2 separate regions of the Homo sapiens genome follow, and region 2 is linked to region 1. A link is an interaction called in ENCODE POLR2A ChIA-PET data of the cell type or tissue named here. Cell type or tissue: Panc1. All regions are shown on one strand. Links, peaks and the distances in the headings refer to the core of each region. The heading gives the core; the rest is flanking DNA.

The links. ChIA-PET counts read pairs that join two places held together with the same protein. Peaks named below come from ENCODE experiments on the same cell type or tissue, not always from the same donor. Only the 100,000 strongest peaks of a DNase experiment are listed, where the experiment ranks them.
Region 2: POLR2A ChIA-PET joins it to region 1 with 12 read pairs; 2 of 35 experiments call an interaction of 5 or more read pairs at or near these places.

What each region holds. Positions count from the first base shown.
Region 1 is chr5:79,503,069-79,505,987 of GRCh38, reverse strand. The region is part of intron 1 of HOMER1 (homer scaffold protein 1); the gene reads left to right. Among named protein-coding and RNA genes, the nearest start is that of HOMER1, 9.6 kb to the left of the region's middle. In Panc1, for the core only: no CTCF peak of the experiment used is centred there; a DNase peak (open chromatin) is centred at 1,697.
Region 2 is chr5:79,203,371-79,206,289 of GRCh38, reverse strand. The region is part of intron 1 of LOC124901011 (a long non-coding RNA gene); the gene reads left to right. Among named protein-coding and RNA genes, the nearest start is that of JMY, 31 kb to the left of the region's middle. In Panc1, for the core only: no CTCF peak of the experiment used is centred there; no DNase peak of the experiment used is centred there.

The DNA.
Region 1 (2,919 bases), core at 207-2,706:
ATTCTTTCAGTGAGGTTTTGTCCGCCCAAAAATGGATTGTGAAGCCAGTATGGCTCTTGCGTAGCTAAAATAATTTTATACATAGAACTAACATTTGACTTAGTTAATAACTGAATCTTATTTACCCTTATTTATGTTTTTTTCTATTAAGGTAGACTACTAAAGGAAGGCAAAAAGTCATTGTTTTCTGTCTTGTATCAGAAAATAAAATTGTTTATAAAACCCCCCAAAACCAGTAATCTAATCAATGTTTTATCTTCATAGTACACTTACCTTTTCATTTTCTCTACCTTTTAAAAAATCACCTTTATCTCTTAACACCTAATATTAATATTAGCTTTAAAAATTAGCTTGGCTTTACGAACATCTTATTTTAATGTTCTTTCATAAAACAAGAAGAGTTTCAATGTTATCTTTTGAGAAGTGTTGGCACCATGTCCTCAAGGCACAAAAGTTGTAAGAATTGAGGGCTTTCTGTAAAATTACCAAGCAAGAGTTAGGTAGACATTAAATACAAACAAAAAACTGTGCTTAGGGAACACAATTTCATTACTTTACAAGATCATTGAAAGTCATGTTTATTATGTCATGTCTATTGGCATGTCTGGATCCATGTGGTCACATGCCTCAGAGTCCAGAGGCCTGTAGAGGAGAATGTCCATGATTCCCCCCCTTTCCATAGAATGGTTTGTTCCTAATTTCTCATTGTCTAGTTGGGGAGTCTTTTTTGAAACAGAGTCTTGCTGTGTCACCCAGGCTGGAGTGAAGTGGCACCATCTCAGCTCACTGCAACCTCCATGTCCCAGGCTCAGATGATTCTCCTGCCTCAGCCTCCGGAGTAGTTGGGACTACAGGTGCACCACCACACCTGGCTAATTTTTGTATTTTTGGTAGAGATGGGGTTTCATCATGTTGGTCCTGACCTCAAGTGCTCCACCCACCCTGGCCTTTCAAAGTGCTGGGATTATGGGCATGAGCTACTGTGCCCAGCCTAGTTGGGGAGTCTTAATAGAAGTCTACTGAGAGACATAGCTCTGATACATATCTCTTTGGGTATTATACGCTGTGCTTCCTAACCCACAAGTTCATAGTGCAGTACATATGTGCAATATTAGTTGAAAGGATTTGGGGGAATTAGTGCTCATAAATAGAAAATCCTGATTTCTAGCAATTAGGCCGATAGTTGGATATACCAATTATTTTTCTGATAATTTTTCTAAGTAAATTTTTGGATTCTTTTATATTTACGTATATCTCAATCTTAAGTAGTTATTGTCTTTCTTCTGTTTTATTTAAGTATTTATAAGAGTTGTTCTGAACAAGACTTTCTTTGTGTGAGTTGGAATTTTCTGCCCAGTTACTTTCTAGCTTCCCTCATTGGCTCTTAGTAATGATCTTTAGGACATGACTATCAAAGACCTCAAAATACTCATATTAGGAATTTCTATCAGTCAGTCTTCCTGGAAGATAAGTCTGTACATTCCTAAATGTATATGGGACAAATATTTTGAACCTATTATAATATTTAAGTTGCTTAGCCTATCCCTTTACCTTTCTGTGCCCTTTTTTTTTTTTTTGCTTATTCTTTTGTAAAACAGTGCTGTTTTCTTTCTTACTCTGTTATGAATCACTGTCTCATGGCTTTTAACATTAAAATTTGTGTGCTTTGCTTAATCACTCTGCCAGCTCCCAGGATGTTTACAGATTGAGGATTCCTCCTACTCTTGTTTACTGAGTATTGCCAGGGTTCTGTATACATTAAGCTCAGTGGGACTACTCCCAAGTCACTCTTAAACTCGTCTTTCTTGAGATTCTGTTGATTTAAAAAAAAAAATTCTAGATCTCGCAGGCTGCTGTTTTCCTTACCCAAGTGATGATCTGTAAGATTTTAGTTGTGTATTTCATTGTTGCTTTCATTTAGTATTTTACTATTGTTAAATTGATATTTATTGCTATGCATATGTTAGTATAGTGGAAATAGACATTAATGATGACATTGCTGTTTAATTGTATTTTGCAACATTTTAGTACAGATGCCCTTGAACAACACAGGTTTGAACTGTGTAGGTTCACTTAAATGCAGAGTTTCTTCCACTGCTGTCACCCCTGAGACAGCAAGACCAACCCTTCCTCCTCTTCCTCCTCAGCCTGCTCAATGTGAAGATGAAGATAAGAATATTTATGATGATCGACTTCCACTTAATGGATAGTAAATACATTTTCTCTTACTTATGATTTTCTTCTTTCTTTTTTTTTTTTTTTGGAGGCAGAGTCTTGCTGAATCCCACCCAGCTAATTTTTGTATTTTTAATAGAGACGGGGTTTTGCCATGTTGGCCAGGCTGGTCTTGAACTTCTGACCTCGGGTGAACCACCTGCCTCAGCCTCCCAAAGTGCTGAGATTACAGGCGTGAGCCATGGCACCTGGCCTCTGTTTTTTTTTTTTTTTTTTTTCTCTTTGTGACAGAGTCTCACTCTGTCACCCAGGCTGGAGTGCAGTGGCATGATCTTGGCTTACTGCAATCTCGCCTCCTGGGTTCAAGTGATTCTCTTGTCTCAGCCTCCTGAGTAGCTGGGATTACAGGCGCATGCTGCCAAGCCTGGCTAATTTTTGTATTTTTAGTAGAGACGGGATTTCGTGTTTTCCAGGCTGGTCTCGAGCTCCTGACCTCAAGTGATCTGCCTGCCTCAGCCTCCCAAAGTGTAGGGATTACAGGCGTGAGCCGCCATGCCTGGCCTGCTTTTCTTAATAACATGTTTTATTTTTCCCTAGTTTACTTAATTGTATGAGTACAGTATATAATACACATACAAAATGTGTTAATTGACTACGTTATCAATAAGGTTTCCAGTCAACAATAGGTTATGAGTAAAGTTTTTGAGGAGTTAAAAGTTACATGCAGGCTGGGCGCAGTGGCTC
Region 2 (2,919 bases), core at 298-2,797, 300 kb after region 1:
AATGGAGACGGAGACAGGGGCTGTGTGTAGAGTCACCTTAAAGGAGCTGAGATCTTTGGTAGAGAAAGGTATCCAGCATCCCAACCACACCCTCCCTTCCTCTCATCTCCTGCCAGTGCTTTTCACTGGCCAAGCCCCAACAGGAAACCAGAGGGCAAGAGAGTCTCTTGAAACACTTCATAGAGGTCAGCTTGCTGGAGAAGTGGGGAGAGTGGATGTAGGGGTGGGATGAAGGAAATAGAAGATAGCTGGCACAGCCATCTATCCGTCCATGCATAAAGTTATCAGCATTTTTTAGTTCCAAAATCAACGACCCAAACTCACTAAGATACAGCTTATTTCATAATGGAGAATTTGATGAATGCTTGTTTGCTTTTCCAAACCTCGTGATCACAAATATTACAGTTATAGCCTCTTTCAGGCTGTATATTTTTCAGCAGAGTGTTAATATTTTTATTCTGTTTTAATATGTGACTCTCCTTGTCTATTTTAATTAAAAGTATTTGAGGAAATGGGCTATTAAAAGCTGTATCTATATAAGTAGAGGGCAAACTTACAGGAAGATGAAGGTGTCATAGACACATGGTGTTGAAGAAGGTTCAGAAGTAGAAGTGGGATATCTGGAATAAATGGTCCTTGAGCACACAGGCCTAAGGTGAGTGGAAGGAAAGAATGAACCAGGAGACAAGGAAATGGTAAATAGCTCAAGGTACATTTCTAAATATTTTTGAACACAAGAAACACATGGTTTTATTGACTTACCAAGTCTTCATAGTCACTAAGCATGGTTAGTAGATGTTTTTCTCTTTGCCATTGGGAGGTCGTCAGGGGCTTTATGAGTAAAATTTTAGTATGCAGTATTTATTTACTTTTATGGGCTTTAAACCTCTGAAATGTGGTATGGGTGGAGAGAAGGTACCTCTTTGAAATGAGAATAATAAAATCTGGGATTTGAAGGAGATCTTCCACTAGTATAAGAATCTAATTTACAACATTCTTACCATATAACTTTCCAATCATTTAAAGGAGGCCATTGCTAAGGAGCTCAATGTTTCCTTAGGCATCGTTTCAACTTTGTGCCTGCTCAGTCATTATAAAGCATTTTCTCCTAGAAGCAGAGATACATTTTTACAGCTTCTGCCTATGGGTTCTGGAGAAGAGAAAAAGTAATATTTTCCCTCACCCATTGCCAGGTACATGGCTGAGGTACATATAACAAGAGACAAATTAACAATAGAAAAACATACTAATTTGTTTAATAAAAATTTTATGTGACATGGGAGCCTTCAGAAATGGAGACCCAAACAAAAGGAAAAATCTGTGTATTTTTATACTTAGGTTTGAGGAAGAGTGGACAGTCATGAAGAAATATAATTGGACAAAGAAAGTATGACCTAATAGTAATAAACTAAGGGAAATTTAGCAAGAGCTGTTGGTTCAGATTCTTCTTGACATCTCTGAGTCTTCGAAAATAAGGATGTTTCTTTCCTCTTAATGTAGGGAAGCTACCTTTGTTATGAGTATTTTATGACCAGCTTCAGGCAGAGGAGAAGGACCAGTCAGAGACTTTCCTGCTTCTGCTATTTTCTCAAATACCAAAGTGACATATTTTGGGGTTAATGTTCTCCCCATTCTGCCCATCAGCTCTCCTGCCATTTGGATGGGCTTCTCATTGTCTATTCCCTCTTCTATACGAAAAGGTCTCCTGATAATCTTCTTTCTGTTTCTTCTAGCTTTCTTTTACCCTGGTGAAATAATTAACGCTAATAAGAGATGTGCATAACATTTTATTGGCACACTGTGAACTAGACAGTGGGCTAGACGTTTTATACATTCTATTGCCAGTCTTTACAAAAACATTACAAGATTGGTATTTTCTTTTCTTTTCTTTTTTTTTTTTTTTGAGATGGAGTCTCACTCTGCCACCCAGGCTGGAGTGCAGTAGTGTGATCTTGGCTCACTGCGACCTTTGCCTCCCGGGTTCAAGCTATTCTGTCTCAGCCTCCCGAGTAGCTGGGACTACAGGTGCCCACCACCACACCTGGCTAATTTTTGTATTTTTAGTAGAGATGGGGTTTCACCATATTGGCCAGGCTGGTCTTGAACTCCTGACCTTGTGATTTGCCCAACTCGGCCTCCCAAAGTGCTGGGATTACAGGCGTGAGCCACCGCGCCTGGCCAAGATCAGTATTTTCATACCCATTTTACAGGTGAGAAAGGTCATGAAACTTCTAAGTGGCTGAGCTGGGATTAGAAAACCGATCTGAGGTCTGGCATGGTGGCTCACGCCTGTAATCCCAGCACTGTGGTAGGCTGAGGTGGGCAGATCACCTGAAGTCAGGAGTTCAAGACCACCCTGGCCAACATGGTGATACACTGTCTCCACTAAAAATTAAAAAAAAATTAGCTGGGGGTGGTGGTGTGCACTTGTAGTCCTAGCTACTCGGGAGGCTGAGGCAGGAGAATTGCTTGAATGATTCTCGGGAGGAGGAGGTTGCTGTGAAATGAGATCGTAGGTTGCAATGAGCTGAGGTTGCAGCCAGCTGAGATCGCGCCACTGCACTCCAGCATGGGCGACAAGAGCGGAAACTCTATCTCAAAAAAGAAAAAAAAAGAAAGAAAGAAAAGATAACAGATCTGAGTTCAAGCGTACATTCTTTCCCCCAGTCTCAGTTCCTTCATTTCCCAGACATCCTCAGCATCCTGATCACTCTCTGGGTTAGTGTTTCTCAAACTGATGATTTTAAAAATCTGAACGGGGTACGGTGGCTCACACCTGTTATCTCAGCACTCTGGGGGCTGAGGCGGGAAGATCACTTAATCCCAGGAGTTCGAGACCAGGCTGGCAACACGGCCGAATCCTGTTTCTACGAAAAATACAATAATTAGCTGGGTATGGTGATACGTGCCTGTGGTCAC